2 separate regions of the Homo sapiens genome follow, and region 2 is linked to region 1. The links are chromatin loops, found by intact Hi-C in ENCODE. Cell type or tissue: Caco-2. All regions are shown on one strand. Each heading gives the region's core, and the rest is flanking DNA. Links, peaks and the distances in the headings are about the cores only. Region 1 overlaps FOXO1 (forkhead box O1). Region 2 overlaps FOXO1 (forkhead box O1).

Region 1 (5,380 bases), core at 324-5,323:
TGCTTGAATCCAAAATTCTCTCAAGGAGGAGAGCCTGAAAACCACAAACAGCATTTTCATTTCAAAATTGTTAATGTTTCTATTAAAAGTGTTTGTTACTTAAAATGTAATACAGGACCGGGCGTGGTGGCTCATGCCTATAATCCTAGCACTTTGGGAGGCCAAAGCAGGTGGATCATTTGAGGTCAGGAGTTTGAGACCAGCCTGGCCAACATGGTGAAACCCCGTCTCTACTAAAAATACAAAAATTAGCCAGGTGTGATGGCAGGCACCTGTAATCCCAGCTACTCAGGACACTGAGGTGGGAGAATTGCTTGAACCCGGGAGGCAGATGATGCAGTGAGTCAAGATCGCTCCACTGTACTCCAGCCTGGGTGACAAAGTGAGACTCCGTCTCAAAAAGAAAAAAAAAAAAAAAAGAAAAGAAGATACATATGTATAACTTACCCGTATTTATACACTCCAAATACAACCCACTGCAAACTCTGGGTGTATTTCCTCCCGAGTACAGCTATACAGTAGAGCCTAAGATACTTCACATAATTGAAATCAGTTGATATACAATTTTATATTCCACTTTCTCATGCTGCCAGGTTATTTCCCCATCCCATCAGAAGTTCTTCCAAAGCACAAAAACAATATAAGTCTGCCAGAGCACCCTTATCAAACTTGCTACACAATTACTAGGAATGCTAGGAAAGATAGGTCTAAAGGTTTTGATTCTTTCTTTGGTTCTGATCTTATGTTTTTATGTAAAAATATTCCATATAATCCTAATGTCCGTAATTTAAAAAAAAAAGAAAAAGAAAACCCCAGAATCTCAGGTGTGCTAAGCTTTAAGTCCAAGTATTTTGGCTAATGCTATTGCTGTATAATACAGCATAATTACACAGCTCCTTCCTTTGAGCACCTCAACTTGTCCTACAAGTACTTCCCAGCAGTATCATTATCCCCATTTTACAGATGACGATGCTAGTACCGCAGTGATGTGACTTGTCTAAATAGGAATTATCTGGTTACCAATGCAGAAACAGAACCAAAAACTCCTAATATTTACTGCAAAATTACAGATCTAAGTTAGGCTCATGAGTGCATTATAAAGAGCAAATGCTAGAGGGAATTCTGATCATTCTGACGTGACCCCAACGTGAGTTTTGGAATACTGTAGTGATCTAAAGACATCCTCCCAGGGCATGCCAGTAAATATATCTAACCAGCACCTTTTGTCCAGTGATCTCGAAGCAAGTTTTGCAGACACTAGCACTGGATGGCCCATTATCATGCTCCAAAATTACAGGTGGGAAAACTGAGACAAAGGAAATTGAAACACATGTCCCCAACAATCTGCGATTAGCACAGGACTAGACTCCTCCTCTCACCTCACCGCACCCCAAGGGGAGCCAAGTAGGCAAAGCTTCCATGTGGACTGACAAGGAGAGTGAGGACTTTACTGCCTCTAACAGAAAGGAAAAATTTACTAGGAGAGAAAAGTAGGGTGGGAGAATGAAAGGAGGACCGATTAGAAGCCAGAGATAGAGTAAAAGCCAAATCTAACCAGAGCCAGAGAAAAAAAATCACAATGTTAAGACCTGCACGTGAGTCCGGTGGGATATACCAGGTCACACATACAATGATGGCTCAGGAACTTCTAAAGTGTTTTTCAGGAGCTTAGAGGCCTTGGTATTGGACATCCCAGTTATACAATTCCCGGTTTGATTGGGTCAAACCTCTAAACTCTCAACATATAAAATGTCTTTGGGATTATTCACCCAAAACACAGAGAATGGCAGTATTCTCTCCCATCCTCATTCAAGCACAAAAGCGAAACCACCCTGAGAATTTAACTCCTTTTACTAATGTTAAGAGACTTCTCCATCCAGTCCATGGTCTCATATTCTCTAAGCCAGAAGTTAAAATTAAGAACTTCAGAATGTGAAGGCAGCCAACACTACTCATCTCAAAGTTACTAATCTTAGCATTCAACACAGATGAGGCAGGAAGGCTGCAGAATTTGCTAAACCAGACTAAACCAGACTACTGCTGGCGACAGAGTCGAGACAACACTGAAAACACAAAGGCATTTAGCTCAATGACAACAGCTGGTGACATGCACATCTAGAATACTGAAATGGCTATGACTTCTTACCTCACACCTTGGTATTTCTGCATGAGTTTGTAGTTCTCTCCTCCCAAAAGTCAAATATGAGTTAATGACATGTCACAGTAGGAAAAGGATTGGGTAGGTGCAGTTTCAGTGGAAATTTACATCTATATATCCAGACTATCAGCTGCCAGAAAAACTGTTTCCCTCCCCTTCCCTGCTCATTTTAAAGGTCCTATTTACCAGAACACTATGAAGGTAGTAAAACTATGGTAAGACAAACACATACTTACATATTTTCAGTTTAAAAGGTGAAAGTACACAGAGGTAACTTCCATTTAGCTCACTCCCCTAAGTCATTCTCCTTGTGGATTTCCTCTTTACAGGCCTTAAGGTGACTTGCATCATGTTCACGCCCAGGGTGAAGTGTATCATCACCACCTGCAAATATTTCTAAATGGGATCAGTTCTATTAATAACAATGACTATTTCTAAAGGCAGTAATAAGTAAAACAGGGTTGTTGTAGCAAACTTAAAACTCACACCAGCAACCAGCAATGACCTTTAAAGAAACTTTTCATCTAATTAAAGTTAGAGAAATTTATTCAAGTCAAATATTTTAAATGAGGGGGCCGAAAATGAGAAGGAAAGCAAAGAAGAGATGAAAAACTAGGGAAGGGGAGTAGGAAGTGATCAAAAAGTACTCATTTTTAATATCAGCCATTTAGATGTGCACCCTCAAAAGTCATGGCACTGGCCGGGTGCAGTGGCTGACACCTGTAATCCCAGCACTTTGGGAGGCCAAGGCAGCTGGAGTTTGAGACCAGCCTGACAAACATGGAGAAATCCTGTCTCTACTAAAAATACAAAACTAGCCGGGCATGGTGGCGCTTGCTGTAATCCCAGCTACTCCGGTGAGGCTGAGGCAGGAGAATTGCTTGAACCCAAGAGGCAGAGGTTGTGATGAGCCTAGATCACGCCACTGCACTCTAGCCTGGGCAACAAGAGGGAAACTCCGTCTCAAAAAAAAAAAAAAAAGTCATGGCACTCTCCATTTAGTGAATAATTGAGAACAGAACAGATAGACTCCCCACAATCTACAATTTTAATTAGTCTATGATGGATATCAGCCTTAGATGGGAAATAAAAAAATTAATGAACAAAAAGCAAGCCTATTAATTGATTATTTGAGGGGTGTGAAGGAATTGTGGTTTTCTTTTTTAAAGCAAAAGTTGACTTCTGTGACCTTTTTTTTTTTTTTTTTGAGATGGAGTCTCGCTCTGTCATCCAGGCTGGAGTGCTAATTTTTGTATTTTTACTAGAGATGGGGTTTCACCATATTGGCCAGGCTGGTCTCAAACTCCTGACTTTGTGATCTGCCCACCTCAGCCTCCCAAAGTGCTGGGATTACAAGTGTTGGTGCCGTGAGCTGCGCCCAGCCAACTACTGTGACTTCTAAAAGGTGAATATTATAAAATTCTAGCTTAACCAATTTCCCTCCGCTTCATCGAATTTTGGACATTTGAACTTCATAACAATTCATTTTTGTTTTGTTTCGTTTTGTTTTGAGACGGAGTCTGGCTCTGTCTCCAGGGTGGAGTGCAGTGGCGCAATCTCAGCTCACTACAACCACCGCCTCCCGGGTTAATGAGATTCCCCTGCTTCAGCCTCCCAAGTAGCCGGGATTACAGACATGTGCCACCACGCCCAGCTAATTTTTTGTATTTTAGTAAAGACAGGGTTTCACCATGTCGGCCAGGGTGGTCTCGATCTCCTGACCTCAAGTGATCCACCTGCCTCAGCCTCCCAAAATGCTGGGATTACAGGCGTGAGCCACCGCGCCCGGCCTGAACTTCGTAACAATTCAAAAGGGATGTTGGGGCCCAGGACACACTACCCCAAAATATGACTGTAGGAGATCAGAATATGCCACCCCAAAATATACTTCCTTGGCATATTTTGAGCTGGTTATTCTGTGAAACTGCAGACACCAGAGTAGACAAGAAAAGCTGTCCTTTTGTAAAAGAAATTTGCATCCATAAAGGAAGTCTACATTAGTAAAGTATCTGTACTAGGATTAGGACTGCTCCAGACAACTTTTATTACCTGAGAGACTTTATCCCCAAGAGCAAGACAATCTTTATTCACCATATAATTCTTCCCCTCATCCTCCTTTAACTTGTGTGGCCACCACCCCACCAAAAACCTCAAACCCTAATTCTTTTCTTAGCTCAGTATACAATATAAGCTTCAATCATGCAACCTGCATTACATTTTGTGGGACTCTTGTGCAAACATAAGTATAAATAAAATGACATTTTCTCCTGTTAGAGTCTACCATGTGTCAATTTATTTATTTCTTCCCCTCCCCTGCCCAGAGATGGAATCTTGCTCTGTCACCTAGGCGGGAGTGCAGTGGCGTGATCTCAGCTCACTGCAGCCTCCACTTCCTGGGTTCAAGCAATTCTCATGCCTTAGCCTCCCAAATAGCTGGGATTACAGCCGTGCACCACCACATCTGGCTAGTTTTTGTATTTTTAGTGGAGATGGAGTTTCACCATGTTGGTCAGGCTGCACTCCAACTCCTGAGCTCAAGTGAGCCACCAGCCTCAGCGTCCCAGAGTGCTAGGATCACAGGCATGAGCCACCGCGCCCAGCTATCTAGTGTCAATTTAAATCATGGCCCAGCCCAAAGAACCTAGAAGGATGGGGGGAAGCCATTTTTCCCTGCTATATAGCTTCTGGTGCCCAATGTGGAGCATCCTTCACTGGCTGGAACACTACTAGCTCCAGGACTGTTCCAGCTGCAGGATCCTGAGACCCTGACAAAACGCCAGCTGTAGCTAAGACTTTTTACCACATTGGGCTCCCACATCTATGCCTGCAGAGTCTGGTCAAAGCAAGAGTGGTAAGAGTCTCTTTGTCTTTTCCCCTTTATCTGTATAATCCCCATTAACTTATAGCTGAGGATGCTCTATAAGTTTCAATCATCTGACTCTTCTTCGAGTCACCAGTGCATAAGAAAATACAATTTTTTTTTTATCTTGTTAGTCTGCCTTATGTCAATTTAATTATTGGCTCAGTCAAAGAACCTACAGTAGAGGAAAGCCATATTGTGTTCCCCTACAGGGATAATTATTGATGGAGGTGCTGATTACATTCAGGAAACAGAAGCACACTCATAAACTTTTAGTTGGTAGCAACAGAACACTCCCTTCCTCAGGTCAAAATACACACCGGCTAAGAGTTCCCTTTTGTAGCTCTTCCCAACTGTTGATA
Region 2 (5,380 bases), core at 111-5,110, 61 kb before region 1:
AAAATTAGAGTCAATCCTCTCAAACCCTGCCACCGCTTTATGTAATATTCTAAAGCCTTTACTGTCATTTCAACCATGTTCATTCACAGCATCTTCACCAGAAGTAGATTCCATCTCAAGAAACCACTCTCTTTGCTCATCCGTAAGAAGCAAGTCCTCATGAGTTCAAGTTTTATCATGAGATTGCTGCAATTCAATCACATCTTCAGGCTCCACTTCTAATTCTAGTTCTTTTGATGTTTTCACCACATCTGCATCTACTTCCTCTTCTGAAATCTTGAACCCCTCCCAGGTCATCCATGAAGACTGGAATCAGCTTCTTCCAAATTTCTATTAATATTGCTATTATGACCTCCTCCCATGAACCACAAATTTCTTAATGGCATCTACAATGCTAAATCCTTTCTTGAAGATTTTTAATTTTACTTTGCCCAGATCCATCAGAGGAATCACTATGGCAACTTGGGCCTTAATAAAATATATTTCTTAAATAATAAGACTTGAAAGTCAAAATTATTTCTTGACCCATGGGCTGCAGAACAGATGTTGTGTTAGCAGACAAGAAAACACCACTAATCTGCTTGTACATCTCCATCAAAGCTCTTGTGTGAGGAGGTACATTATCATTGAGCAGTTTAATATTTTGAATCTTTCATCCTGAGCAGTAGGTCTCAACTGTGGGCTTAAAATATTCAGTAAGCCATGCTGTAAACAGATGTGCTGTCGCTCAGGCTTTGTTGTTCCATTTACAGAGCACAGATAGAGTTGATTTAGCATACTTCTTAAGGGCACTAGAATTTTCTGAATGGTCCATGAGCATTGGCTTCAACTTCAAGCCACCAGCTGCATTACCCCCCTAATAAGAGAATCACAACCTGTTCTTTGAAGCTTGGCATTAACTTCTCCTCTCTAGCTATGAAAGTCCTAGATGGCATCTTCTTCCAATAGAATGCCACTTCATCTACATTGAAAATCTGTTGTTTAGTGTGGCCACCTTCATCAATGGTCTTATCTACATCTTCTGGATAACTTGCTGCTCCTTCACTTTGTACTTTCATGTTATGGAGATGGCTTCTTTCCTTACACCTCATGAACCAACAACCTCTGCTAGTTTCAAACTTTTCTTCTGCAGCTTCCTCACCTCCCTCAACCTTCACAGAATTTAAGAGTTACGGCCTTGCTCTGAACATGGCTTTGGCTTAAAGGAATGTTGTGACTGTTTTGATCTTCTATACAAACCACTAAAACTTTCTCCAGATCAGCAATAAGGCTGTTTTGCTTTCTTATAATTTGTGTTCACTGGAATGGCATTTTTAATTTCCTTCAAGAACTTTCCCTTTGCATTCACAACTTGGCTGACTGGCATAAGAGGCCTAGCTTTTGGACAATCTGGGCTTTATACATGCCTTCCTCACTAAGCTGAATCATTTCTAGCCTTTGATTTACAGTGAGTGAGATCAGATGGTGTGACTCTTCCTTTTATTTGAACATGTAGAAGCCATTGTGGGGGTTTTAATGGCCTAATCTCAATATTGTTTTGTCTCAGGGATAGGGAACCCTGAAGAGGGGGAGACAGATGGGGAATGGCAGGTTGGTGGAGCAGTGAGAACAAACATTTATCAGTTAAGTTTGCAGTCTTATATGGGTATTAGAATTTTTTTTAATAAAAAGCTCCTCAAGTGAGTCTAATTCCACTCTCTAAAACTCATCCCTTGAGAAAGGCTGAATAACAATCCACATATACCTCCAAGGCAGAGAGACCTTGCTCACCCATCTCAAAACTGCCCCCACTCACCTACCTAGTCAGTACCTGAAATGTAAATATTATTTGGGGCTGGGCATGGTGGCTCACACCTGTAATCCTAGCACTTTGGGAGGTCAAGGTAGGCATATGGCTTGAGCCCAGGAGTTCAAGACCAGCCTGGGCAACATGGAGAAATTCTATCTCCACAAAAAATGCAAAAAAAAAAAAAAAAAAAAAAAAAAAAAAAAGCCAGATGCAGTGGCACGTGTCTATAGTCCTAGCTATTCAGGAGGCTGAGGTAGGAGGATCACCTGAGCCCGGGTAGGTTGAGGCTGCAGTGAGCTGTGATTGTGCCACTGCACTCCAGCCAGGGGGGCAAAGTGAGACCCCATCTCAAACAAACATTATATATATATTTGGATATTATTTGGATGAATCTACAGAGACAATAAGATTTCTTGTCCTGCTATTAATCAGCCCAATAACCAAGCACATAAATTCCCCTTTCCTGAAGGCAACCGAATAAGCGAGTAGTTATCCCTCCAGTCTAATGGTCCGACTCTTCTAGGAAGCTTCGGATGTTATGATTCACTAGGTATGAAGCGCAGCTTGGCAATCTATTAAAGCAGTCATGGTACTGGAGCCAGGTTTGGGAACACCTGAACTACTTTCATGTGTAAGATTCTTTTCAGTTCTACTATTCTAAGAAAATAAGGTAACTATGTTATTCCAGGTAGATTCTGATTTAACAAGAGGAAGATGAAGTCCCAGAATATTCTTAACAAGTATCTTATATGACAGGCAAGTATGAGAAACACTATGTTAGTGGTACTTTTGGTCATTAACACCAAATAATAAAAGGCAATTCATTAGATATTTATGAAAGGATGTCTAAAAAACACAACTGTAATCTTACGGATAAAAAGCCAGTTGGTTCTGGGATCAAATTTTAAGTCATCATTGTTTTTCAGAAAGAAAAACAGAAGCAAGAGTTAAGAGAATAAGGAATGTCAACCTCACCTTGCAATTTCCTGGAATTTTCCTCCCCCGCTTTCCCCTTTAGTATGTAAGTATTTCCTCTGCGCGCGCGCACACACACACACACACACACACACACACAGCCAACTTCACAATGGAGTTTTGAAAAGATTACTGCTCCATATGCCAACAGGCAAGTCAGGGACTCAGTGGAAAGGACACTATTCCAGAGCACAGCCTTCTCCCAGCCAGATCACACCAGCTTCAGCTGTTCCAGCTCTGCAGAGAAAGGGTAATCACTTCTTATCAAACATTGATAACACCTAAAATTCCTTTACAGTTCTGACTTCAGGGTGGAAGTGCAATTCGTATTTGCCCTGAAGACATGAAAAGTGGAATGCGCTTTCATGAGATGAAAGCTTCTGCGGAAATAATTGATTCAGGTGAGCCCTACTCAGGTTAATCTCAAAAGAAAGAAGCAAGAAACCTCATCCAGGAAAGTGGACCCAGCAGCTGCCCATTTTCAAGGGTTGTATACAAAAGCTAAACGACAAGATGTCCAGATGGATGAAAAACCCTATCCTAGCTAGTCTGTGCCAGCAAGACTTAAAAAACAAACGGTGTCTTTTGGGTCTGTTTGATTTAGTACGTAAGTTTAACTAGTTCCATGTTTGAGACCAATCCAGAGAGGGGCTACTTAAAAACTGGCTCAGCCCAAATCATTGTGTGTTCAAGTGACTGACCTGTGAACTCCCTCCTCATTTCCCATATATGGCCAATTCTCCATATATGGATTCATCTACCTGTTTCCCCTAACTTCAAGGCTGCTGCCATGACACAAAGGTCTTGAAAGAATGTGGGAAAGCCCTCAGGCTAAAACTCTGGATCACAATCCATAAAATAGTGAAACCAATTGAGAGGATTGTGGCTAGCATTTCTGTAAATAATAACAAAACAGTCTTACATAAATGGCTAAGCACAGTACTATTTTGTAAAACTCTTCTATCATTGTGTGCATATGTGCACTGAGTCATACTGTAAAATGGATTTCTCACTATGCATCAAGATGGGAAGAAACTGAGAAAGCCACAGAAACAGAAGGAAACATACTACTTCCTACAGGATATGCTTTCTCTCTCTAAGAAGGGCTTAATAACAAAAGCCCAATAAAATGGTGGCACAGTCCCATCCCCGGGTTTCCAGGGAGACCCCAATCCCATCAAGAACACCTACTCCTCACAGGCAACAGAGGCACCCCCTTGTGAAGCTGTTCAGCAGCCTGCACAGAAGATATGACTCTTGCAGTCTGGAATAAAAGGCACCAAATGGGAAATAGTGTGTAGGGATAAAAGGTACCAAATGGGAAATAGTGTGTAGTATCAGTTTTGACAATTTTTGTAACCAAGTAACTTTTGAGCAAGTTACTCATTTCTCATTTGCTTATCAACAGAATGATCATGGAATGCTAAACCTCTACAGGGTGCAATCTTAAGGAAATGTTACTACTTAAACCTTTTACCTGCACAAGACTGCCCCTCTGTCTTTCCTCTCTGATGGGTACGGAAGTTACTGACATGCAAAGTCAGCACAAGGGAACCGTGGCTCAGGCAAACGAGGAAAAATGAATTTAGATTATGTTTACAGCCAAGGAAAGGAGACACGTTGAACAATCCTCTACTGGAAACATTGCTAAAGTGTTTTTAAACTGAAGATTATACCACCACTTAAGATATTTTTTGTCTGCTATTTTACCCAGCATATTACAAAACTGCATCTAGGACTGAAATAGCAGATTGCCTCAAGAGCAAATGACAATATTTGTACCAGAAATGTTGGCAACCAGCAGCACAGATGGGTTTCTGCACAGCAATCTTCAAACTGGGACTCCAAGAATAACTCCACCTACTGCACCAATGTTAAATTGCTGAATCCAAAGTCAGAAGGGCTCATTATTCCATATTTTTCCACCACCTTCTTCCCAAAGGCACGTGTACCTGCCTGACCTCCTCTGCCTGAGAAGGGCTCAGAACAAAGTAAAAAAAAAAAAAAAAAAAGTGGGAGTGGGCAGGGCGGAGCAGGAGACCACAATAAGAAGCAAATACGAACAGATAGTGAAAGATTGATTATCCGTGAAAGGAAGGAAAACAAAAATGACTGGAAAGTCCAGATAAGCCAAACAGCTATTTACATGACTAGTTTTAAACTTCCCCTTCAAATACAAATAAGAAAAAATAAAGATTTATCTTAATTTCATCTCCTCTCCAAGGCTGGGTACCCTTGCTTGAGGAGTCAAATAAAAACTTATTTTTGCTAAAAGACTCAAGGACAGAGAGAGAAGCTGCCATTAACCATGTTGATTACTAGGATGGCCCCAAAGACAGTCCATCTATACCTAAAGCACGGCTCAAGTGCTTGGAGAAAATCTTTGTTGCTTCTTCCACATCTGCTCTTCCTGCCTGCCAACTGAGATGCACTGTTCTCCCTCCATTCCTCTGCATTTCTACCGAATGGTCTGGAAAGCCAAATGAAACGGAAGTCTTCACTTAATGAGACATTAATTATGAAGTCCATCCAACTAAAGTGCTGTCTTCAGTGTTCACAGTAGCCTCTCCCCACCTTTTAAAAGGGCCAGAGGGTTGATGGTGGTAATGGGTCTCT

What was found. Hi-C counts contacts between places; a loop is a spot of excess contacts. Peaks named below come from ENCODE experiments on the same cell type or tissue, not always from the same donor. Only the 100,000 strongest peaks of a DNase experiment are listed, where the experiment ranks them.
Region 2: it touches region 1 in a loop (5-fold over the local background); 12 of 110 quality-filtered maps call a loop at or near these places.

The regions. Positions count from the first base shown.
Region 1 is chr13:40,642,945-40,648,324 of GRCh38, forward strand. The region is part of intron 1 of FOXO1 (forkhead box O1); the gene reads right to left. Among named protein-coding and RNA genes, the nearest start is that of FOXO1, 21 kb to the right of the region's middle. In Caco-2, for the core only: no CTCF peak of the experiment used is centred there; no DNase peak of the experiment used is centred there.
Region 2 is chr13:40,582,510-40,587,889 of GRCh38, forward strand. The region is part of intron 1 of FOXO1 (forkhead box O1); the gene reads right to left. Among named protein-coding and RNA genes, the nearest start is that of FOXO1, 81 kb to the right of the region's middle. In Caco-2, for the core only: no CTCF peak of the experiment used is centred there; DNase peaks (open chromatin) are centred at 2,982 and 3,532; H3K4me3 peaks cover 166 bases.